Linked DNA regions of Mus musculus: region 2 is linked to region 1. A link is a loop called in an ENCODE intact Hi-C map of the cell type or tissue named here. Cell type or tissue: heart. All regions are shown on one strand. Links, peaks and the distances in the headings refer to the core of each region. The heading gives the core; the rest is flanking DNA. Region 1 has its middle 21 kb from the start of Gm46262. Region 2 holds the start of Wscd1 (WSC domain containing 1).

The links. Peaks named below come from ENCODE experiments on the same cell type or tissue, not always from the same donor. Only the 100,000 strongest peaks of a DNase experiment are listed, where the experiment ranks them.
Region 2: it touches region 1 in a loop (1.9-fold over the local background); 2 of 42 quality-filtered maps call a loop at or near these places.

Annotation. Positions count from the first base shown.
Region 1 is chr11:71,985,346-71,997,757 of GRCm38, forward strand. No RefSeq gene overlaps it. Among named protein-coding and RNA genes, the nearest start is that of Gm46262, 21 kb to the left of the region's middle. In heart, for the core only: a CTCF peak has its summit at 6,352 (motif pointing right); no DNase peak of the experiment used is centred there; H3K27ac peaks cover 124 bases.
Region 2 is chr11:71,743,034-71,755,445 of GRCm38, forward strand. It overlaps Wscd1 (WSC domain containing 1), which reads left to right and starts at 7,982. Exons shown (of 9, transcript NM_001357965.1): 1 at 7,982-8,196. In heart, for the core only: CTCF peaks have their summits at 6,832 and 9,704 (motif pointing right); DNase peaks (open chromatin) are centred at 4,848, 7,828 and 8,339; H3K4me3 peaks cover 1,497 bases; H3K27ac peaks cover 839 bases; H3K27me3 peaks cover 4,239 bases.

The DNA.
Region 1 (12,412 bases), core at 2,190-10,189:
GGGGGATGGGTCACACTGAGTCCTGGAGGAAAGCCATCCTTACAGAGGAAGAAAATAAAAACAAAACCAAACATGTAGGACCGAGACAGACCAGCTGCTGCTTTTGAGGTTTTGGCTATTTGCCCTTCAATGCTCTCCCCATTTTTGGCATCATGGGTGCAGAGACACACAGCATGGGCTCAGCCACACCTGCTCCCAACATTATTCCCACACAGCTCAGCTGATTTCCCTAACAGAGGAGCTGTGGTTTGTAGAAAGTCAACCCTGTGGCCTGTGCACTACACGAAGGCAGGGCACCACATGCCTCACTTTTCTCGGTGTTCTGAATACCCAGCCTCAAAGAGAGCACCAAATGGAGGCTAGGAAAACACTTGTAGGATGGCTGGAGGAGATGCAGGCAGGCCTGGCTGGGCATAGCTCCCTGACTACTCTCTGCTGGGCCTGTAGCCATTCAAGAGAGCTAAATCTATCCCTATTGAGACCAGGAGAGAGAGCATCTATCCACACACCTAGAGAGATGGATGAAGGTCACAGACAGCTGGAGTGGGAGGGAGCCCTTTGAGAACTGAACAGAAGGAGTCTCTCCCTAGCAGATGTGATCACAGGAAGCCCAAAGATGGTCAAGAGAGAAGCAGAGGGTTTCTGACTGGAGAGGCAGAGAAGAAGGAAAGCAAGGGCAGGAGAAGGCAGGCTGCAGCATCCTTGGGGATTCTGTGGGAATGGGGACTTCAAGCATACTGGGAGCAAGAGGATCTGTGCTTTGTGAGGATCCTAGTGGTGAGGGCCCCACTGTGGACAGATGCCGCTGAAGGCCGTGAGCCCAGGGGCTGCTGCATTCATCGGTAGTGAGATGATGTGACCGGAACCCAGGTGGGAGGCTAGAGAGACAAGGCCACACCTTTCCAAAACCACCACCAAGGAGAAAGCCCCAGCAACACTGAGGGACACAGTATCACCTACTAAGGTCCAGACTGGGACCCTACACTGAAACTTTGCCCCCAGCAATCTGAGCACTTGAGATCCCACACCGGTTACAGGTTAATTACTGCCAGACAGGGCAGCCTCTGCGCAAACACAATGTTTGCATAAGAACAACAAATGCCTCAGGCTCAGGCTCAGTTCCTCAGAGTCCCCCAGTACTGAGTATGCGCTCTGGCTCTGCCCCTCACTCACTGTGAAACCAGGAAGATGACTCCACCTCTTTGAGCCTCAATTGTCTCACTCACAAAGAGACAATAGTGGTTCTGGCGATGAAGCCCTGTGACACAGCCAGGATAGCAATAATATCCATAAAGCTCCAAGCTCAAAGCCTCCTCTTGCTTCTGCCACAGTGCAAGGCTGGGCACATCATGGATGCTCCAGGAGGGAAGCACGGTCAGCTGCTTTGCTAGGATTTTGTCCTACATGACAAAGGCACTGGGAAGCTAGTAAAGGCTCTGGGAGAGAGGAGGGGACAGAAGGGCCATTGAGTGAACACTGAACCACAGCCGGTGATCTTCCCAGTCTGTTTCTGTTTCTGTTCTTCCCCGAAACAGAGCCCAACAGCACTGTGAGGAATGTGCCAAGGACCTGGCATTATTAATCATCTTAAAAGCAAACATTCATCTTAGTGCAGGGGTTTTACTTCTCTCCTCTAATAATGGATTAGAGCGCCCAGATATTAATGGGCCAGATAATTTACGTTTCGCTTAAACAGAAAGAAATAAACCATCAGACTCTTATGGCGACACTGCTTTTCGACAGATTGAGAGATAGGCCCGATAAACTGCTCTAAAATGCGCACATCGCACGCTCATCCGCCCATACACAAGAGTACGCAAACAGTTTGTAACGAGCGCTGTGATTTCTGTACACAAATAATTACCGTTCCCCCTGAAGGGCTTTCCTCTCCTCCGTGCCTTCCCAATTGCTCAGGGCAATTAAACCACAAATCCCCTGTGCTTCTGTTATAAACTCTGACCTCAGTCCCCAGTAAATCAGTCCTTGGAGGAAACAAGGTCCATCAAGAGACAGCAAGATGGGCTATGGACAGTGTCCTCCCTTCCTCAGTTACTCTCCTAACAGGCATCCTAAGGAGGTCTCTTCATCTCCGTCCTCCCTGTTTGATCACTGTAAAAAATTGGCTGTCATGAATTGTCTCAAGTTCCAGAGAGCAAGTGAGAAATGTCAGAAGGCCTTGCAGGGTGACTTACCCCTACACAGACACAGGAAATATAACCTTGCCCAATTCTTAACTTCCTGGAATGTCGGTTCCCCACCTATTCGAGAAAAGGTTTGGTTCTGACAAATCTAGCTTCTGCAGGTGCGCGCACACACACACACACACACACACACACACACACACACACAGCTCATCTAGGGGAATCACTCCCTGTACATGCTCAGTACGTAAATGAGCTACCCACTGGGCACAATCTGTCTCTAGGGAAACTGCCCACCCCTGAGAATCCCCAAGTGAGCTAACCTCTAAGCAAGCCCAGGAGCTCAGGACTTACCTAATCCCTAAGGGAGTTACATACTGAGTTTATTAACTCTCCAGATGAGCTACTCACTGAGATTAATACTCAGCTGAACTGCCCTCCAACCATGTGAAACTATCAGGTGAGTGACCTAATGAGCATGCTCAGACTCACATGTGTTGCCCACTGAGTATGCGCAAATCTCAGTGCCCTGCTCACAGGGCGTAACTCAGTGTAAGTCCATCAAATCCCTCATCTAAAGCACCAAGCAGACTTTGTCTCCCAGCGTATTCAATTCTTTAGTGAAAGTTTAGCCTGTATTCTTGTATTTCCCAAAATTGGAGAAGTACACAGTAGGCCAACAAGAACAAATCTAGGATCTTAGGCCAGTCTGCTTTTGTTAAGGTAGAAATGATTGTAGCGTGTGGGGGGCTGGGTTGCATGATACACTAAACTAGATCCTTACAGATAAACCTTCTCTAGTCAGCACCCCCAAACAGAGCTGCTGCTCCTCACAGGTCCTCAAGCTCATCAGAGCTATAAGCACTCAGAATGTCTTAATGTCATCCTCTAAAATGACCTCTTTGACATTCAGGTATCAGTCCACCTCAAAAGAGACCTCGCATCCCTCTCAGGTACACAGAAAATCCTCACCCAAGCAGGCCACATGCTTCACAAAAGAGCACATCTCAGCAAGTTTTTAATGATTAAAAAAATCATTCAAGTCATAGTCTCTGGTCGCATGGAATTAAATTTAAAAGGAATACACCAAGGTTGGGTAAATTAAACAAACGCTTTTAAGTAAACCGCAGATCGATGAAGAAGTTACAAGGGAAACTGGAATAAAGCTCAAACTAAATGATAACGAAGGCAGTGTATTACAGTTTGCAAGGCACAGCTGGAGTGCTAAGGAGGGGGAGGGCAGAGCTTTAAATGCCTAAACTCAGAAAGAGGACAGGACACTAAACCTGCTGTCTAAACTTCCACATACAGATTTAAAATTAAATAAATAAATAAACCATACAACATGGATTTGGTTATTTGGTTTTATTTTGTTTTGTTTTGTTTTTTTCTCAGAGTGAAGGTCACAGGAGAAGACGGTAGACATGAGCAGGATAAGAGGTGAAAGATCAGAGTAAATGGTGTGAGATTCCCAAGTAATCGATTAAAAATAATTTTTTAAAAATTAAAGCTGTGACCACTCACCAGTAACGTATCTGTCTGAACACATAACATTTCACGGAATCTCCAAAAACATACCAGAATTAAATTCATCAATCTTGCAGGATAAAATATCATTATCCAAAAATCAATTCTTGTCTTACCTATTAGCAGAAGCATATTGAATTTTAAAAAAAACTTCTAAAATTATCATGGGCAATAGAATTTTTTATTACTTAGAAATGAATCAAATTAAAAGTTGCAAATTCACTGTGCTGAGAACTAAAATCCGTTGCTGAAAGAATTTTTAAAAGACCTAAATAAGTGCAAAGACATTCCACATTCATGCACAAAGCTTGGTACCTTTAAGACTTTGTTTCCTATTCAATTAGCCAGTCACTCACAACCCAAATCCCAGAAGGGGATGTGGAAAAGTGAAAATACAGAAAGAGGTGAACGACCAGCCTCTCACTGTTCCTTAACTGTGCCAATCAAGTCAAGGGTGGTCTGGGAATGAGAATCACAGTCAGAACACATGCTCCAAAACGGGGCTCACATGTAAGGTCACAGTCAGAGCACATGCTCCAAAACAGGGCTCACATGTAAGGTCACAGTCAGAGCACATGCTCCAAAGGCTCACATGTAAGGTCACAGTCAGAGCACATGTTCTAAAACGGGGCTCACATGTAAGGTCACAGAACACATGCTCCAAAACGGGGCTCACATGTAAGGTCACAGTCAGAATGGGGCTCACATGTAAGGTCACAGTCAGAACACATGCTCCAAAACGGGGCTCACATGTAAGGTCACAGTCAGAATGGGGCTCACATGTAAGGTCACAGTCAGAATACGTGCTCCAATTGGGGCTCACATGTAAGATGACTTAATCCTTTGACAAGTAACTCAACAAGGGAAAGGAGATCTTCTTTAATATGGTCCTAGGACAATGTATACAGAAAAATCTTAACTCCTACCCCATCCCATACATGAAGATTAATTGGAGATAGAGCCCATCTCTCCTTTTGGCTAAGAACAAGTGCGGGTAGTTCATAAAGCAAGCATACTGCAGAAGAAGATCCTGGAGAAAATGAAAAGATGTCTCTGAGACTTGGTAAAGACAAATAATAAATAAATTCATCCAAATTAAATCCCTACTCCTCCAAATACAGTGTTAATGGAATTAACAAGCATCCAACAAACTGAGAAAAAAATCATAACACAGACGTCTAACGAAAGAACTCTCTCCAGACTACATCAAAGACTATTAACCAACAGCAAAAAGAAAACAGTACAATGTTCAAACCGGGTTAAAGGAGCTACAGGAAACTACTGGCTACTGAGAGAGGGAGTAGTCCTCCCCTAGTTAGCTGCTCAGTATCAAGTGGTCAGTCCTAAACAGAGTCAGATGGCTGCATTTACATATCTAATCATAATATATATATATACATATTCATATACATATATATATAAATATATCATTAAAGACAAAGAGGTCATGCATTTGAGAGGAGTGAGGAGGGAGACATATGAAGAGTTAGAGGGAGGATGGAGAGTGAGCATTGTGACATAAACACAGTGTACATTTTGAATTTTTTAAATATATTTAACTTTTTAAAATGTTTTAGGAAATAGGAAAGAGGCTTAAAAAGACATTTCCTGGCACTGGGGAGATGACCTTGCAGGTAAAATGCTTACTGTAAAAGCATGAGTGTCTGAGTTCGGATCTCTAGCGCCCATGTGGAAAGCTGGTGCCTGCTTAGAATCCGGGCTCTGCAGGGCAAAGATAGGTGGATCTGGACAACTCATCTAGCAGAAGCAGCAAGCTCCAGGCTTTGTAAAGAGACACTGTTTCAAAAAATGAGTGAATGAGGGCGACATCGGGATATCAACCTCTGGCCTCTACATGCACCTACTCAAGTGAGCAAATACATACACACACATATACATATACATGAACATATTACACATGTACATATGTGCACACATATACACATACATGCATATACATATGTATACACACATACATATGTACACACACATATACATACACACATATACACATTTATACAAAGGTACTCCACAAAGAAGATATTATGAATAGCTTCTCTGGATGAAAAATTCTTAATATCAATATTCATACCCACAACAATACATCTTTTTTTTAAAGATCTAGAGCCTCGTGCTCACCAAGAAAGTATTCTACTACTAAGCTACAACATCCCAGCCCTTGGGTTAAGAGAGCATCTCACAGTACAGCACAGACTGGGTTTAAATTTGTGATCCCTCTGCCTCCACCTTCCCAAACACTGAGATCACAGGTTTGTGTCATCACACCAACCTTCAAGCGTGCTTTCAAATGACAGAAAATGAGAGCAAGGAGTCTTCTGGTGGAAACAGTCTAAAACTAGACAGTTGCACGACTAAATAAATTTACTGCCATTGAACTCTGCCTCTGAATAGGTGAGCCTTATATCTACATTATTTCTCAGTACACTCACACAATGCTATTGAAAGCATAAATCATGAGACAGACTTTAAAGGTGAAACTGAATTGTATAGAGAAGCTGAAGAATGATAAGCATAAAATTCAGGACAGAAGTTATGTACGCGAGAGGATGAAGTCATAAGCTGAAGGAGAATGCTGAAGGCTATTGGCAATCTCCTTTCTCACTGTACTGATTGGTGAGCATAGTGGCCCGGAATAAGAAATGTTCCTCCCATGGACTTGGTTCCCAGTAGGTGGCACTGTTGAGAGGGATACTTTAGAAGGTGGGGCTTTGCTGGAGAAAGTCACTGGGCATGGACTTGTGGACTTAAAGGCTCTCTCTACTTCTTGTTTGTGTTCTCTCTCTCTCTCCCTCCCTCGCTCCCTCCCTCTCTCTCTCTCACTGCCAGTATACCCTGCCTTTCCCGATGTTATAGACTCTAGCTCTCCAGAACCATGAACCAAACCAAGCTTTTTCTTCCTTTAAGTTGCTTTGGGTCATGGTCTTTTATCACTGCAACAGAAAAGTAACTACTGTGGATTTTATTATCTGTAAAACAAATGAAAACTAGCAGAAATAAACTATAAAGGAGATTGGGGACTGACGTGTTACGGGTCTGCATTACAGTAACAAATCACCCAGTGGGAATCTGGCGGGGTAAAGCTCAGCCTTGTTTAGGAAAGAGGATTCTACCATGGCAAGGCAGAGTTAGAAGACAATCCCCCAGAGGCGAAGCCAATGGAGAGCCACATACACTGACAGGCAGAATTGGATAATGAAGGAATAAACAGTACAAATGAAGAAAATCATGGTGGGCTGACAGCCTCTCTATTTTCGAATGGAAAGGGAACAGGGACAGCAGCATGTCCTCCCAACCCCCGCATAGTGCAATTTAGATGCCAGTCCATATGCGCAAACAATACGCATGAACCTTCCTCAGAGTTAATTGTACTCTCTGGCTTGTTCAAAAAAAAAACAAAGCTTAGAACCATGGAGGAGAGCTGAAGGGCTCTGATCCTCCAATTCATGCCAGAGCCTCACTGGAGGCTGCTGGGTAAAGCACCGAATCTGCTGGGTAAAGCACCGAATCTGCTGGGTAAAGCACCGAATCTGCTGGGTAAAGCACCGAATCTGCTGGGTAAAGCACCGAATCTGCTGGGTAAAGCGCCGAATCTGCACACCTGAGAAATGGCTAGGTTCTGAAGCAGGCGAGGCTGCCATACCACATCGTCCTGCAAGGCCGGGCGTGATTCCTTGCACCTTTAATCCCAGCAGTTCTGAGGCAGAGGCAGTTTGATCTCTGAGTTCCAGGCCAGCCTGGTCAACAGAGGTAGTTCTAGGACAGCCAGGACTACGCAGAGAAACCCTGTCTTGTGAAACAAACAAGCAAACAAAAGGCACAAATAGGCATGCAAAAGTTAATGGTTCAAATATAGTTGACACACATTCCTGCCTAAGCTTTCCAGTCCAAAGACATAGTCCTGCTAGGGACTCTCCCTCATGACTAGGTCCCAGGGGTCCAGACACTTTTTGTCTTATGCCTTTTCTACACCCCAGGTTTTAGTGCTACCTGTTTCTGAAAGTCAGAGAAGACGAAATAAGGGAGCAGGAAAGAATACATATTTTTTGCATACATTTGGCTCAGTGGCCTGGAAGGAAAGATATCTAAGATAAAACACCACAAAGGCAAATCATCAATAATATCAATAGGTCCATAAACTGGACTGTCTAGAAATAAACATGGCTCCATCTGAATGGATTATATCACTGAGAGGACAAGAAACAAAGAAAACTTTCCTGGTCAGACACATACCTGGCAAATGTCTTACATCCAATGTACATTCAAACTCAAGAGTAGTAAAACCAAACTAGTTGAAATGAACCAGTGTTTTTTAAAGTATTTACAAAAGCAGATACCAAGAAACACATTGAAAATGTTTAATAGAATTAGTGATCAAGAAAAATGTGAGTTAAACCACAACAAATACCAGGATACACCTACCAGTGGGCTAAAATTAAGTGGGCGGGAGTGATCAAGTGTTGGTGACAGTGTGGACTATTGTGACTCTTCTATGTTGCTGGCCGACCTAGAACAGTCACTGCAGGGAACAGCTTAGCACTTTCATAAAAGGCACTTGCGGGGCTCAGCAGTTTCAATTCTCGGGAATGGAAAGTATAGATTCACGTGGAGACTAGACACAGGTATGTCTAGCTTTAACCATTGTAGCCAAAGGTCTGTCACAGATTATAGTGCATTCATACAATGGAAGGCTGCCCAATAGAAAAGGGGTGGGGCTACAGATCGCTACAGATGCAAACAACATAGATGAAGTTTCAAATCATGTGAAGAAAACACCCAGCCCAATACTGCACGCCACATGAATCCATGTATTCCTAGAATTCACTGCTTCCCCCAATCCCTAACTGGGGCATAAGAAATGTATTACAAAAGCATGAGAAGGTCCTTTAGGATGCTGCATACACTCTAAAGTGGCTGTGGTAGTGAAGCTAGGTACCAGCCTGTGTGCTGGAAAGGAACATCTCACTGTACACCAATCACCCCGAAATAACACAGTGAGGGGATGCAAACAGATGTGAACCTTAGCCCAGAAAGTACATCGATGACTTCTGCTCTCTTTCTTATGATTAGAATCCCAGCACTCAGGAAGCAGAGGCAGGCGGATTTCTGAGTTCGAGGCCAGCCTGGTCTACAGAGTGAGTTCCCAGGACAGCCAGGACTACACAAAGAAACCCTGTCTCAAAAAAAAAAACAAAAAAACAAAACAAAACAAAAAACAAAAAACAACAAAAAGCATGCCGTCATGAAGGCCACCCAACTAGAAGAGAGCCGACATGAAGGCCACCCAACCAGAAGGGAGCCTAAGAAATAGTATCCAGCTGAATAGCCATCCAGGAAGCAGAGGGGAAATTGTTTTGGTGAATTTGATTTGTCTTTATTGTCAAGTTTAATTGATTTTGGAATCACTTAGGAGTCGCACCTCTGTGTATGTATGAGACTGCTTCCAGAGAAATTTAGCTGAGGAGGGAAGACCTGTCCTTAATACAGATAATGCCATCCATGAGCTGGAGTCCTGTACAGAGAGAGAGAGAGAGAGAGAGAGAGAGAGAGAGAGAGAGAGAGAGAGAGAGAGAGAGAGCATCTCCCTGCTTCCTGACAGCAGACATGGTGTGTCGCCTCACACTCCTGCCTCCATGATAAAAGTACCTTTCAAGTATTTTTTTTCTTCCTTTAAGATGCTTTTATCAACTATTTTAATTATTACAACAATAAGAAAAGTGGCTGTTACTGTGAACAACAGCACTGTGGCCACAACCTACTTTCTACCACTCAAAAGGTTACTGGAGAGAGAGCCCTTCCAAGACAGGTAAGTTAGGCAGACTAGTTGTTGTTGTTGTTCTAACAGAATACCTTATGCTAGATACTTTGTAAATAAGAACACAATTTGGGAAGCTGAAGAACAAAACCTGAGTGGCCCTATCAATTCAGCTTCTGGTGAGGGCTCCCTGAATGTGTTACAACATGGCAGAGGAGCTAAAAGAGAAACAGCTTATGAATGCAGAAAAACCCAAGCCCGTGAAGTGACCTCAATTTATAACAATTCACTCTCTGGAACTGGAGTTACAATTGCTTGTGAGCTGCCCTGTGGTTGCTGAGACTCAAACCCAAGCAAGAGCGGCCAGTGTTCCCAATTACAGAGCCACCTCTCCAGTCCCTTGAACACTAACGTCTAAGTTGGGGTTTGTATTCTTGCACAAAGCATCACGACCAAGAAGCAAGTTGGGGAGGAAAGGGTTTATTCAGCTTATACTTCCAAACTGCTGTTCATCACCAAAGGAAATCAGGACAGGAAGTCACACAGGGCAGGAACTTGGAGGCAGGAGCTGAGGCAGAGGCCATGGAGGGATGCTGCTTACTGGATTGCTCTCCCTGGCTTGCTCAGCCTGCTTTCTTATAGAACCCACGAACACAAGCCCAGGGATGGCACCACTCACAATGGGCCCTCCCACTTTTGATCACTAACTGAGAAATGCCTTAGAGCTGGATCTCATGGAGGCATTTCTTCAAGGGAGGCTCCTTTCTCTGTGATAACTCCAGCTCAAGTTGACACACAAAACCAGTTACCACACCCATTTCAACACCCGCACACTGGGTAACAACCCCCCTAACACTTGACAACTGGGATACAAGCCACATCTACCTGTGTGGGATCAGCGGGGAAGAGCCTTCCAGAAGTGAAGACATTCCAAAACCCAGTCCCAAAAAAATAAAGCAAAGGGGACACATGATCTGAGAATAGGGACAAGCAATCTGAGAGCTAGTGAACTGCCTTGCACGGCTGGTGAAGAAAGGCTGGTGACGGAGGTAGAGATCCCTGAAGCCTACCATGAGGGGGACAGAGTATCCCACAAACCCTAAGAACTCTGGAGAGCTTACAGTGCGTTCAGGCTTTTACATTGCAACAATTCTATTTTCCTACGCCGTGCAGACACTCATCTGGCTCCTTCCCCTGCATTTGGAATTAATACAGATCGGTGTGCCCTAAAGGCTGGGCTAGAGGCAGCCTCTGAACAGCGCGCTGAGGAGAGTCTCAAGGGGTGACTAAGGCTGCACTCCAGGAAACAGGAAACTGGCAGAGGCAGGAAGTCCTGTGTGGCTGGAGCCCAACTCAAAAACTCTTCTCCTATCTGAGTCATAGCAAGACAAAGGCTGCTGTTGCCCAGCAACAGAAGCCCCAGCTCCGGGCTTGGATTCCAGCTGGCTAACCCTTCCCCTTCGGAGGAGGGGAATCTGATTTCCAGCTTTCTTTCTCACCTTCCTAAACTCACCTGCACCAAGCTACCTGACATTCAGCCTGTCCCAAAAAGCACCAGCTTGGGATGGAGGGTACAGAGTCTGCTGGGGCCTCGCCCAAGGGAGCACAGCTAACTAGTAGCAGACCCGAGCTGGGAGTACCAGGTGTTCTGGCTTCTTCCTTTCCTGCGTGAGACCTCTTTATCCACCAGGTGCAAGCCGGAAGTGCCTATGGCAAAAACATTGACGGCGTAGGAAAGAAAGATTGGTTCCAAAAGATGAAAAGAAAACCGAAAGATCAAATTGATTAAAACGTCGAAAGCTTATAAAGTTGGCCATTGCACAGGATTCGTGAATGGAGCGGTATAAAATGTATAATTGAACAGTCCCTTTTGACCAAGTCGTTTCTAAAGCAAATTTATTTTTTTAAAAAAAATCATTTGGTTTGTTGTAGCAAGAAATAAACCCGCACCTAATGAGAGATAAATATTATATATGACAAGAGAAGCTTCCAGAAGTAAGACGGTAACAACTCAGTGGAGGCTCTACACGGTACTAACCAAACCATCCTCTGGTAGACAGGGCTTTGAGTTAGAGCCTGAGCTAAAAGCTATCCCGGAGCAACTGAGTCCCGGCGAACTCTCCTCTCCTGAATCCCAAAGCTTGGTGTATAGCTAACTGAGCTGCAGTCTCGTCTCAGAGACAGCCGCTTCCCTGACTGAGCATGCTCACTGCAGCTCCCAACAGCCTGCAGAATCCGCTGATCCTATTAGTGATAAGGGGGCCAGGGAAAAGCCCAATCTCGTGTTGCAAACAGATTATGTTGATGGAAACAAGATAGAGGCTAGGTGCTCAGCGGCAGCGGGGTGCCTGGGAGCAGCTTCCCTATAGAAACAAGTAAGCACACCCATGCTGCCTGGGGAAACGGAAGATGAAGGTGCTGTAATCTCATTTTTAGTGAGATGATCTCCACATGCCTGAGGAGTCAGCTCCCCACCCCCACCCACCTTCAGAAGGCCTCTGGAGAGAAGTTTAGGGAAGCATATATGGGGTAGGGGGACACAGGCTCAGGACCTGGAGCCCTGGGCTCTACTCCTGGATATGATCAAACTAGCTGACATCAGCAGATAAATAGTTCACCCCTCTGAATCTCAATTCTCTTTGTGTATTAGATGGCAGGAGGGAAAGAGATGACCAACTCCACACTTACATCCAGCACTAAGAGGCCATGAAGGTTAGCTTCTCTCTGCATCCATGTAGTCCAGGTGCTCTGAGGTCTGAGTAATCCCAAAATCCCATCGGCCCTGCAGTAAAGGCTTCCTGGTCCCTATCTCTGGTTGACCACTGGGGCTGCTGGCCCTATCCTGATTCCATCACTTCAGTTGAATAGATGCCTGGACACCAGTGGTGTTGGGGTCTCAAAGTGTTTTTCCTGTTAACACAAGAACCTAATTGCTACCCACCCCTGCCTCTGTGCTGCCCTGGTCATACAT
Region 2 (12,412 bases), core at 2,866-10,865, 240 kb before region 1:
AGGAAGGAGTGGCTAGCCTCTGACTGGCATTAGAGAAGAAGGGGACAATTTCTGTTATAGTCAATTAGATGTCTGAGGGAGGGATGTAGTGGGGACATCTCACTGGTCCACTAGGAGACGTCTTTCACATGGAGGAGACTTGAGGAAGAAGTATGCATGGAGGGAGGACTGGAGATACAGGTGGATACACAGAGAAAACAAGAGCTCCCCATCACTAGGGAAATGGATGGATCTTTCCACGGGAAGTGAAGGCTCAGAGTTAGACATTGAGGCTGGGGAGAGCTGCTCTTCCTATCAAAAGACCCCCCAGTATCCCTGGGTCACCTAAGATGCAGAGGAGACAGGGAAAGAATGAGTATCTCCACCTGTGTCCTAAAGATGCCTGGGATGCAGGAGGCATGGAGAATGAAGACATGGCCCTGTATCCTGGCTCTATCTCTTGATAATCTGCCAGTGGCACATTCAGAACTTGATATCTCCAGAATATTATTTCAACCTCCAGCCATCTGCCCGCCCTGATTCTGTTAGAACCTCTTCTGTGGAAGTATTTCTTCCCTGTCTTTCCTCAAGTCATTGTCCTGCTCTCCCTTCCTGGAGTCAGGGCCTTATGCTTTGAGGGGCAGTGTCTGTGAACACATGATGCCAGGACCTTCTACAACCACCTTAGTTTGAGATACCCAGTGATTTGCAATAAGCTTGAAGGATATTCTGCCTGAACAGTGGTCCTGAGACTGTCAAGGTCATGCAAAGCCCAGGCACCATGAGAAACCATCAACAGAGGACGCTCACTGGGCAGACAAGACAGCTCGTAGCATTCTGCAACCCTGCAAGGCACCCTGAGGCAGAAAAGGGATGTTAATGGAGAAACTGGTGAGATCCAAATTAAGTTCAGAGTTTAGCTACCAGCCATGTACCAATGTCAGCCAAGGTCTCAATTCTGACAAAAGCAACCATAGAAATACAAGATGCTGGCCACGGGGAAAATGATTGGAGGTATGGGAGAATCCCATTCTCTGTGCAACTTGACTGTGAGCTTTAACTTATTCAAAAATTGAAACCTGGTCTTTTATACCAGTGCTGTATGTGAGAAGTATGCCAGTAGCTTAATTGAGATCATTTGCAGGTTCAAGACCTTTGGTGACAGACTTACAGGGAAATCTTTAAAAGCGGGACAAAGCCGAGCTGCTGCTTCTTTAAGTATCAGTGTCTGATGGGTAGACAGGATAGGCAGAGAGAGAAAAACAGGGTGGAGGCACTTGCACCATCCTCTTGTACTAGGGCTTGCTTGCTAGCTTTGAACCTTCTAGCTGACAGCTGACACCATGGACTTCATGTCTACTCCAGCCCATGCTGGCACGTTGAGGTTCTTCATGGCTTTCCATTCCTCTGATTCACCCAGTTTCTGCCTTTACAAAATAGAAGATGGAACCAGACATCTGTAACCCCCATGTAAGGACTCTCATTCCAGTACATGCTGTGCTGTTCGGTTCAGTGCTGGGATGGGGACTTGGAAGAATCATCAGAGTGTCTCTTACTTCTGTACTCTTCTAGAAGCACAACCTGGGCATCAAACATTCTCAGTCTGAACCGTGATGCCATAGTGTTTCCCCCACGGGAGAATTTCCTTCCAAAGCAGAGCAAATCCTCTTTCATCCCACCTCTGCCTGTCAGCCAGGGTGATGTGACATTCTAGATCCCTGGTCATTTCAGCAGTGTTCACATCACGGTCACCAGAGCAGATTCCATCTGGAGAAACCGTGTCGTTCATCATGAGAGTGGGACAATTCTGTCCATCCTTGAGCTCCTTGCCCAGTTCTCATTGCCTAACTCTAACTTTTCCTACCACAGCTACCACCACTGTTGTCTTAAACTCCTCAAAGTCATCCACGAGATGTAGAACAACTCCTTCCGAACTCTAGCCGATGTTACTATTCTGACCTCTTCTGTGAGTCTTTAACATGCTCAATGGGATCTAGAACCACTAATCCTTTCTAGAAGGTCCTTGGTTGATTTTTCCTGGATCCATCAGAGATAACACAAGCTAGAGCAGTCATAGCCTCAAAGAAAGGTATTATTTTTTTTAATTTTTTTAAATTTTCCGAGACAGGGTTTCTCTGTGTAGCCCTGGCTGTCCTGGAACTCACTTTGTAGACCAGGCTGGCCTTGAACTCAGAAATCCGCCTGCTTCTGCCTCCCAAGTGCTGGGATTAAAGGCATGTGCCACCACTGCCTGGCAAAGAAAAGTATTCGTAAATGGTAAGACTGAGAGCTGAATTTGCTCCCAGATCTTTGAGCTGCAGACTAGATACTGTGCTAGTGGGAATGAAAGCAAAACAAACTAAACTAAAACACTACCTCTGAGAGAAGCAATACACTTTCCTCAGCTAGACACCGGGATCCAGAGACATGAGCTTGTACCAGGCAACACAGCTGTCTTAGTCAGGGTTTCTATTCCTGTACAGACATCATGACCAAGAAGCAAGTTGGGGAGGAAAGGGTTTATTCGGCTTATACTTCCATACTGCTATTCATCACCAAGGAAGTCAGGACTGGAACTCAAGCAGGTCAGGAAGCAGGAGCTGATGCAGAGGCCATGGAGGGATGTTCCTCACTGGCTTGCTTCCCCTGGTTTGTTCAACCTGCTCTCTTATAGAATCCAAGACTACCAGCCCAGGGATGGTCCCACCCACAAGGGGCCTCTACCCCTTGATCACAAATAGAGAAAATGCCCCACAGCTGGATCTCATGGAGGCACTTCCCCAACTGAACCTCCTTTCTGTATGATAACTCCAGCCTGTGTCAAGTTGACACACAAAACCAGCCAGTACAATAAATAGCCTTCAGATCACGCCAACCAAAGAAATCTTTTGCATTGTGCCCTTTCACCACCTCTGGATTTCTATAACTTTCTGGGGTTTCTGGTCCATGTCTTGGGAATCCAGCTTCTCTGGGAATCATCAGACCAGCACTGAGGGAGGCTGCCTGATCCTAGGCAGGCACAGGCTTGCTGCCCTGTTGCACACCCCCACAGCTCTGCCTTCTGCAGGCCCATCTCAGCAGGGGGTGCAGTTGCCATCTGTGTGTAGCTGGTATCTTTGCAGAGGCACATTTAAGTCACTGCTGCATTCACAGGAGAAAGCAAATCAATACTTACAGCCCAGCAAAGTGCCGACTGGAGCCAGCCTCCAGTCTTACTGAAGGTACAGCATGAAGCACTCATGGCACCATGCGAAAAACTAGAAGGGAGAAAGGAAATTGGGTCTTCTCTTCAGAGATGTTCTCAAAGAGTCTCCCCATCCTTGAAGGTCACATCCTCAGAAGATGTATGGGAGTGAAGGCAGCCTTCACAGGCTGCTTGAGGACTCTCAGTCCTCACAGGACCTTAAAGGCCAGAGCAGTGGAGCAATAGCTGCATAGGTAAAGAGGAAAGCATTCAGACACAAACAAGTGCTCCAAGTGCTGATGGGCACTGGTTTCTCATTTTGACACAACCTCCACCCCAACAGGTGGATACCATAGAGTGAGTATCCCCCTTTTCTCCAGGGTCACACTGGCGGTTAGTTGACTCTGGGAGCCAATCACAAGATTGCTGGGGACCAACAGAGATGTCTGCAACCAGAGCAAGAGTAGGCAGTTTCTTGAGTTCTTCAGAAGAAATCCAGCATCCATTAGAGACCTACCGGGGTTCCTGGAAAATGTCACGTTACACATATTGAACCTTAGAAATTGATTACACTTGAGACAGGCATGGTGGCTTGTCTTGCCACTAAGACAAAATATGGAACAAAAGCAACTCAAGGAACAAGGGATTTATTTTGGCTCACAGTTTGGAGGTATACAGTTCTTCATGATGGAGAAGCTATGTCAGCAGGAACCTGAGGCAGATGGAGTCATTGTATCAATTTTAGTTAGCAGAGAACACCGAATGCAGTGCTCAGATCACTTACTCCTTTCTGTATACCTGTTCGTCTGGTAGGATGGCATCACCCATACTGAAAATATGTCTTCTCATCTCAAGATCATTTTGATAATTGTACACAGCCAGGACCAGAGAATTACTCTAGATAATTCCTCACAGGTATGCCCAGGGACATTGGTGGGTGATTTGAGAGCTTATAAACTTTATAGTGTTAACCAACAAACTGGTTCACACCTACAATTTTTTCACTGTGGTCTTCAAAATTCCCAGTACTGTGACCCTTTTAATACAACCTCATGTTGTGGTGACCCCCAACCATAAAATTGTTTCTTTGCTACTTCATAACTATAATTTAACTACTGTTATGAATTGTAATGTCAATATGTGGTAAATGCAGATATTGATATGCAACCCCTGTGAAAGGGTGGTTTGACCCTCAAAGGGGTTGTGACCCACAGGTTGAGAACACTACCTCTACACTTGGGAGACTGAGGCAGGAAGATTGCAGGTGAATTCAAGACTAACTTGGATTATAGGGTAAGTTCCAAGCAAGTCTGTAATATGAAGTAAAACTATCTCACAAATAACTAAATCTTAATGAATGTTGAATGAGCATGCACTAAGGGTTATGTATACAATAGCTCTATATGAGAGAAACTCCCCCTGGATATCTGGGGGCTCAAATTCTAGCTGTGGGGCCTTTGAAGGTTAAAGAAAGGACAATGAGCCAGAAAAGATGTAAAGTGAAAGGAGTAGTCAATCTTGTGAGGCCTGGGGAGTGGACAGTGGGCGGCTGCTCTAGCTGGACTTCCTTTGGCCTCCTGGACAATGAGCTACTTGGAGAAGGGGCAGACACTACAAACCTGGGGGCCTGGGTAACACTGAACAGCATGTGGCACTTCTGCTCCTCAGGAAAAACCCTTGCATGGAATACTTACAAAAATAGATCGCATGCTGTGTCCGGTGCTGCTTTGCGTACACACATATTGGTCCAGATTGGGGGTGGGGGGCCATTCCTTGTCCAGCTTTCCATGCCAGATGCTTCTGTAGTGGACTGGATCAACGGTGTCCAGTATTCAACAGGAATCTAACACAGGATGGGCGTCGCTCTCAGTGACATGAAAGGAGAAAGGAGGAGAGGCCAGCCAAAGGAAAGGGAGGAAAGGGAAGGGGAGAGGTGGGAAGGGGAGGGGAGGGAGAGGGAGAATGGAGGAGGGGAGGGGAAAACCCCAGGAGCTGGAGTTAGAAGGCAACACATAAACTTGGGATCTAATGATTAAAGTCACAAACAGGGACAGATGGAATAAACAGGCAAACCCAGCGAGACAGGAGTAGTACGAGCTGAGACTATTTTAATTCTTAGTCTTAGCCTTGCAGGGGAAGCAGGGGTGACCGCATTACTCAGGCAGGAGTAGCTGGATCTGTGTCAACACTGTTGTGGGACCACCATAGAAGTCCATGGGGCATTAGGATGCCTTTAACATATGGGAGGAAAATGATATGGAGCCAACTGCCAGTGGATCTTAGCTATGTGGCAAGGAGATCTAGGCACAGGGAGGGGCTTGGCATGGTTTGAAAGGGGTGTTGCTATCAGGGCTACCCAAGCTGGCTTCTTGAACCTTTATCTGCAACCAGTGCTAAAGAGGAAGGCTTTATTCCAACACAGAAATACTCATGCCCATTTTGACACCCAAACTGCCTTTCCCACGCCCTTCTCAACTCACTACTCTATGGGTTCCTCCTTGTACCTCCTTTCGTAGTGTCTCTTGTCAAGTTGGCAGGCATACCTACCTGGAGACCAGGAGGTGCTTCTTGGCATGCTGCGCGTTGCAGGTGCAATCAGACACGGGACTCTTCCCTTAACATCCCCTCCACCCTTCATACACTTCACACAGACAACTCAGCTCCACATCTCAGGTGGCTGCTGCTCTAGGTGACATCTCCTCCCAAGAAGCAGCAGCTGCAGAGCAGTGCCCAGAATCGCGAGGAGTGCATCTGGAGGTTCTCAGGGCTGTCCTCACTGCAACCCTTGGGCAACCATCTCCTTTTGTGCATCAAGAGCATTGTCTTTGAAGTGGATGCAAATGAAGGTAGTTTGTCATAACTATTAAGTGGGACAAAGGATATAAGAGGGTCATGGGTGACTTCATGGACTTACGGCCTGTGCAAGACACAAGAGTCTGTTTCCCAATAACCCTAAACTCTGTTTTAAAATTACACCTTTGCAGATCTGCAACCCTGTAGGTGCAACACTATGAACTAACCAGTACCCCAGAGTTCTTGATTCTAGCTGCATATGTATCAAAAGATGGCCTAATCAGCCATCACTGGAAAGAGAGGCCCATTGGACACGCAAACTTTATATGCCCCAGTACAGGGGAACGCCAGGGCCAAAATAATGGGAATGGGTGGGTAGGGAAGTGGGGGGGGGAGAGTATGGGGGACTTTTGGGATAGCATTGGAAATGTAATTGAGGAAAATATGTACTAAAAAATTAAAAAAATTATACCTTTGCATCTTGGATAATTTGTTTGTTTGTTTGTTTTTTGCCACTGGACCCTATAAATTATGCAGTCAGTCCTGAAGAGGGTTCAAACACAAGACAACATTGCAAGAGGATTCATTGAGTTACAGCTGATAACAATGATTAAAGGCTATGCAGAGGATACTTTCTTTGCAGGCCTGGAATGCTGAGATAGCACAAAATCCCTCTGCTCCTACCCAAAACTCCCAAGGCTCCAAAGAGTTCAACCTTCATCCCCAGACCCAAGACTCTTCTGTGTAAACTTCAACAAGCCCTTTCCCCACCAGGGTGCCTTTCGACTGCACCGCCAGAAGCTTTCTACGGGTCCCCTTCCAAGCCCCACTGCTGCCCTGCACCTGTTGAAAGCCCACTTCTCTGAGTGGCTGAGCAGCTCTGCCCCTAGCGGAAGTTGGAAGTAAAAAACTTCCATTCAGGAAGTCCGTTAGAGCCACTGCCACCTGCTCCTGATGCCTCCTCTCATCCTGTCCCCAGCATCCAGCAGCCTCCAAGAACATCTTGGCTGTCAGTCTTGGGTGAGAACTATACCCACTGTTGTTTAAGGAAGAGCAGGGTAGATGCTGTGACTTGGGGGCTTCGAAAGGGGGAGCAGAGCTTCCCAGTGGGGTAAGTCTTTATTTAAAAGGAGGGCTGTATATAGACCTATGTGCCCCCCCTCTCTGTGGTGTGTGTGTGTGTGTGTGTGTGTGTGTGTGTGTGTGTGTGTGTACCAGTGAGGCAATGTCCCTTTACACTCTATATCAAGAAGGTCTGTCTCCCTGTGTCAATGTGGGCAGAGTGATAAGCTGCTGGCAGAACCCCAGGTGTGTAAGGAGATGGTGTGAGTATCTTTGCCATTTTGTAATTCTGTGGTACTGTCTCAAATTGTGTGTGTGTTTCTAGCAAGTGCTTGTTTCTGAGTGGCTGTGTGTCAAGGAGAGTTAGGTGAATGTGCCTAGCTCCCCCAGTATGGGACAGTAATCCAGTGTGTGCCTGGGTATTTACATTAGAGTGGTACAAATTTGTGTGGCTCTGTATGTGTGTGCAACTGTCCGTGTCCTAGCTTGCTTCTGAGTGAGTGGAGCAGAGTACAGAGTGTGTGAGTGTGGGTGTCTGGTGATTCAGTGTGTATTTGTATCAGCCACTGTGCGTCTGCCACCACGTCTGCATCTGAGTGTGGCGGCGTACTGCTGCGAGTGGCGATGCCCAGTGTATTCCTGTGTGCGTCTGGTGTGAGCACCATGGTGCGTGCTAGAGCCGGCTAGGCTGCAGTGGTAGGCTGTGGCTGGGCGGGTGCAACAGAGTGGTCAACGTCTTGTCTTGGCGGTGGCGAGTAGTGCGTGTCACCCGCGGTATGTGCGTTGTCTCGCAAGCCCGGACAGATCACCCACATACCTCCCGCCACGAAGCCAAGCTGCGACCCTTCCTGGGAGCCTAGAAGAGGGGGGTGCGCGGAAGCCTCTAGGACCCGGCGGAGGCCGGCCGCTGTCCCCGGGCCGCGCGAGTGAGCATGTGCAGACCGGGCGCCCGCTCGCCCGCTCTGCGCCCGCCACTCGCTGTACTCCGCGCCCGCGGCTCAGCTGGGCGCCCGCCCGCTCCGCCACTGCTCAGCGCGGAAGTCCGCAGCCTCGGGGAGCTGCGCGACGCGGGCCTGGGAGCGCGGGTGCGCTTGCTACAGGCGTCTGAGCTTTGGGCACTGCGGGCTGCGGGCTTGGCGCCCCGGAAGGCGGGTGCCCCAATCGGCTGTGATCGCTGGGTGAGTCCTGTCTTCGAGGTCTCCCAGCCAGGACCCTAGCACGGGCTGCGAGCCGGATCTACCCCCGCCCCGGGCAAACAAGTTTGTGTAGATGCGACTGGGAGCGCGCGGGGTTGCACCTGCTGGGGGCGCGGGGTTGCACCTGCTGGGGCGCAGGGCGCGCTGGCGAGGCGCCTTCCCGGGGCCGGCGCGCCAGGACCGTGGCGGATGTGTGGGTAGCATCTCACCACGTCTGGTCTTGGCTGGATGTGCACAGGCAGTTGCACCAGCCGCTTCTCCGCCGGAATCCCGGGGACGTCCGGTCTGACTCCCCGGTCGGGCTGAGGGCAGGTTTTGGGGTGCGCACAGCCTCCCTCCTAGGTGGAGACGTTCGTCAGAAGCTGCTCCCCCCTCTCTCGTTCCATTCCCAAGCTAGGCTTCCGGTCAGCGAAGGGTTTTCTCCGGTCTCTTGATGAACTTGAACACAGGCAGAGGCAAAACAGAAACGTATGTATTTTGTTGGAAGAAATTACCCGGTGTCGCGCTTTGCATCTTTCTAAGGTGTGGATGGAGACTCGTGGCTGGATGCTCTGTGTGCTGTTTTTCTTTGCTAGTCAGAAGCATCCCTGGCTGGGTCAGCTGCTTCAGGGTAACCTATCTAACTGCTTTTCTGGGTGTCTGTGCTCCGCTGATGGTCTTAGTCCTACCAGCTAGTCCACGGGGAGTCCGAATGGGAATAGGACCTCTGCCCCATCTGCTTGCTGACAGATTGGCAGTTTCCAGCACCCACAGCCCTACCTTGGGACCCGGCCCTCACTCTCCGTCGTAGGCTGTAGGCTACTTTTCAGACAAAATGAACAAACTCGGTACTCCCCTGTACTTTTGTCACCTCTTCTCTCCTGTTGCGAGAACAGTATTCTTATATCTACGGACCAGCTTTGGTAGGAACCCATACGTGGGGTTCAGGAACTCAACATCAGATACGGGAAGTGAGGGCTGTAAGGATTGTAAGAATAAGAGGAGCTTTATGCTGGGCTGGGTGGCTCTTTCTGTAGACAGTATCCTCACTTGGTGGCTATCTAACTGAATGACTACACGTGCTGGCCAGAGAGCTAGGGAGAGCTTTCTTTGTGTAGGTTTGGTTTCTTCCAAGCATGACCTCCTACCACACATATATTCTTAACTGAAATCCCTCAAGAAGATGCCTGTGGGGAGGGGCTGCTAAGCCCCCAGGTTCAGGGAAGAGCCAGGCATCTTCCTTTGTAGTGGTTGAGGGCAGCTTGGCCAGCTACCAAGCTGGGGGTAGTGGGTGCAACTGTCCCCTTATCTCCCTGACATCATGACTACTCCCAGCCATCCCAAAATTGTCCCATCGATCTTTGGAGGAAACTTATCTTGGGGTGAGGAGATCCCTCTTTTCAACGGGCACTGAAGTCCCTGGCATAGACAGTACTGTCCTATGCTTTGACCAGAAGTGGAGAGCAACTTGGATTTAGACAGCAGATGAGACCCCTGTCCTTTTCTTCTATCTGCCTCCCCCAGCAGGTGGCACCTTCTGGGCCATCATTTGGCCTGCTGCTAAATGTGAGCCTCAGCCTGGCTAGTTCAACCCAAAGACTGCAGCGCTAGTCAGCGAGTCTCACAGATGGTTCTTGTAGAATCACTGAGCAGAGCCTGGGAACCCACAGCCTCCAGGTCCAGGCTGAGCCATATGTGAGCAGGGACTGATGGGAGAGCTGCACTTCTCTTTGCAGATACTCCTGGCTTGTACTCTCATCTAGCTCCATCCTGGCCAGTTTTCCTGAGACCAGCTCTCTTTGAAATTAAGACCAAGTACTTGGGGGCAGCTCAGCATTTAAACCTTGGGGGTCTATGTCCATACAACAGGAGTGGGAGTCATACTCACAGGTGGCATCCCAGTATCTGATCCAGGCTGGTCTGGAGGTCAGCACTGCTTATTTGGGGGGCATGACCTAATCTTTCTCTGGACCTCATAATTTTGTTTTCTCTCTCTCTTCCCTAATTTCTCCACACCTTGATTTCAATAGCCACCATGTCAACCTGTATCTAAAACACAATCCCTATGTGTCCCTTTGAGGGGCCATGGTCAGGGAGAAACTCTACACGTGTACTTTCTTTTGGAGGGAATAGAAGTGAATGGCAATTGGGCTAGATTTGTTCTGCAAATCTTACAATGCTGTGTGCCTCTGTATCAAGGCTCTTCCTCTTCGCTGGGATGGGAGCTTCCTCCCAAAAGGTGACTGCCTTGGTCTGAAGGGACCAAGAGTAAGGAAGGACAGGGATGCACAAGGTGTCTTGGGCCATCTCCCATAACTCGAGTCCCTGTCCTTTGGCAGGAAAGGAACCAGAGAAAGACAGGGCTAACCGACTCACCTATCCAGACTTATCCAAGTCCCTGAAATACGTTGTAACATCTACTTAACCTGTTGCGTTCTGCACAAGGCCCAAGACCACGCGCAGGGACTCACCGTTAATGGGAGAATCATGGAGGGAGATGAACCAAGTAGGGTGCTGATTTGAAGGGGTTGTGACTGGCTGTGCTGTGAAGGATTGGGCCCTGGGTCAACCAAATAGAGAGGGGGAAATCCCAGCTGCATGTGGCACTCCATCTGACACTGGGGCCATGTGACAGCCAAGTGATGCCACACACTTGGAATCAGAAAGCTGGAGTTCCGACTAGCACTAGCCATTTATCTCTGTTCCAGTTAATTAGCCCCCAGTGTTTTACCTTTTGCCTCTATGTAACAGTGATAATGACTCATAAATTAACGTCATGGGCCTGTGGGAAGATCACTCATTCATTTGTTTATCTGCTCATTCATGTCACACACTTGGTTGTATGTGAAACCACGTATAACCTCTAATGTGACATCTATAACTTTAGTGTTCATAAGGACTTCAGCCTTGAGTCCACTGAAGGTTATGTACCCCATTTGCATTGAAAGGAATTTGACCTTAGCAATGCTATTTTTACTATTTGTGATTGACAGATCATCATGGTATATTTTAAAAGGCTACCCTGTGACATTGGGCCTATGTATATAATATGAAATGATTAATCTAATTAACTCTTATGTTTTATACTTTTAAAGAAAATTTGTATGTGGCCGTGGGGTATGTGTGTGTGTGTGTGTGTGCACATCTGTGTGTGCAAGCATCTGCAGAGGCCAGAAATCAATGTTAGCCAGTCTTCTTGGTTGTTCTCCACATTATTGTGTTTGGGTTTTGTTTGAGACAGGGTTTGCTACAACCCTGGCTGGTTGGAACTCATTTGGCAGACCAGGCTAGCCTCTACCTCCAGAATGTTGAGCCTAAAGGTGTGTGCCCCCACCTCTGGCCTCTATATTATTTTATGATCCAGGTTATCTCACAGAGCTTGTTGCTTCAGCTGCTCTCTCTCTCTCTCTCTCTCTCTCTCTCTCTCTCTCTCTTTGGTCAGCAAGTCTCTGGGAACTACCTCTCTCCACCTCTCCAACTCTGGGGTTATAGAAGCGTGGCCGTGCTTGGCTTTTGCCGGAATGCTGGGGATCTCATGCTTTCCAAGAGAGCACTTTGCTATCTCCCCAAGCCCCCAGAAACATCTGTATTTGATTTTTTTCCCTTGAGTTCTGAAGTTCAAAGAGTTTTTTCCTCTTCAAAATGGAGCCCTTACCCCATTTCAGCAAGGGTCTGCAGGTTTGTGTTTTGTGGGTATTTTACCTCCCCCCATTTTCAGCTGCAGACCAGGAATGCAGGTGACCCTGGAGTGAGAGCAGTATTCCCAGAAGCCAACAGAGATACTGACAGTGCCTGGGAGTGGCTTGCAGGCTGAGAGACGATGTAGAGATATTCACAGGCAGAAACCCAAGCCCAGCCACAGGTCGCCATGTATCTAGCCTCTCTGTCAGTACTGCAGAACCACTCTGCTTCAGGAGTTGAGGAGGTTTTAAGGAGGAAGTGTTATTGAGCTGAGCCTTGAGGGTGGGGAAGTATTTCAGGTCTGTGAATTGGGCAGAGCATCCCTGGCTGGCTGACTAACATGCACCATCAGGAAGCTTTGAAACATCTCATGCTGGCCAGGGACACTGGTTTGGACATAGGGTTCTGTAATGAGTAGTCTGAGGGAGGGAGGAGGCTGGGCGTGAGATGAAGCCAAGACACTGAGTGACACTATGGAGGCGTTTGGACCAGTTCCTCCTTGCCCTGTGGCCCCTGCAAGCTGTAGCACAACTAGTGC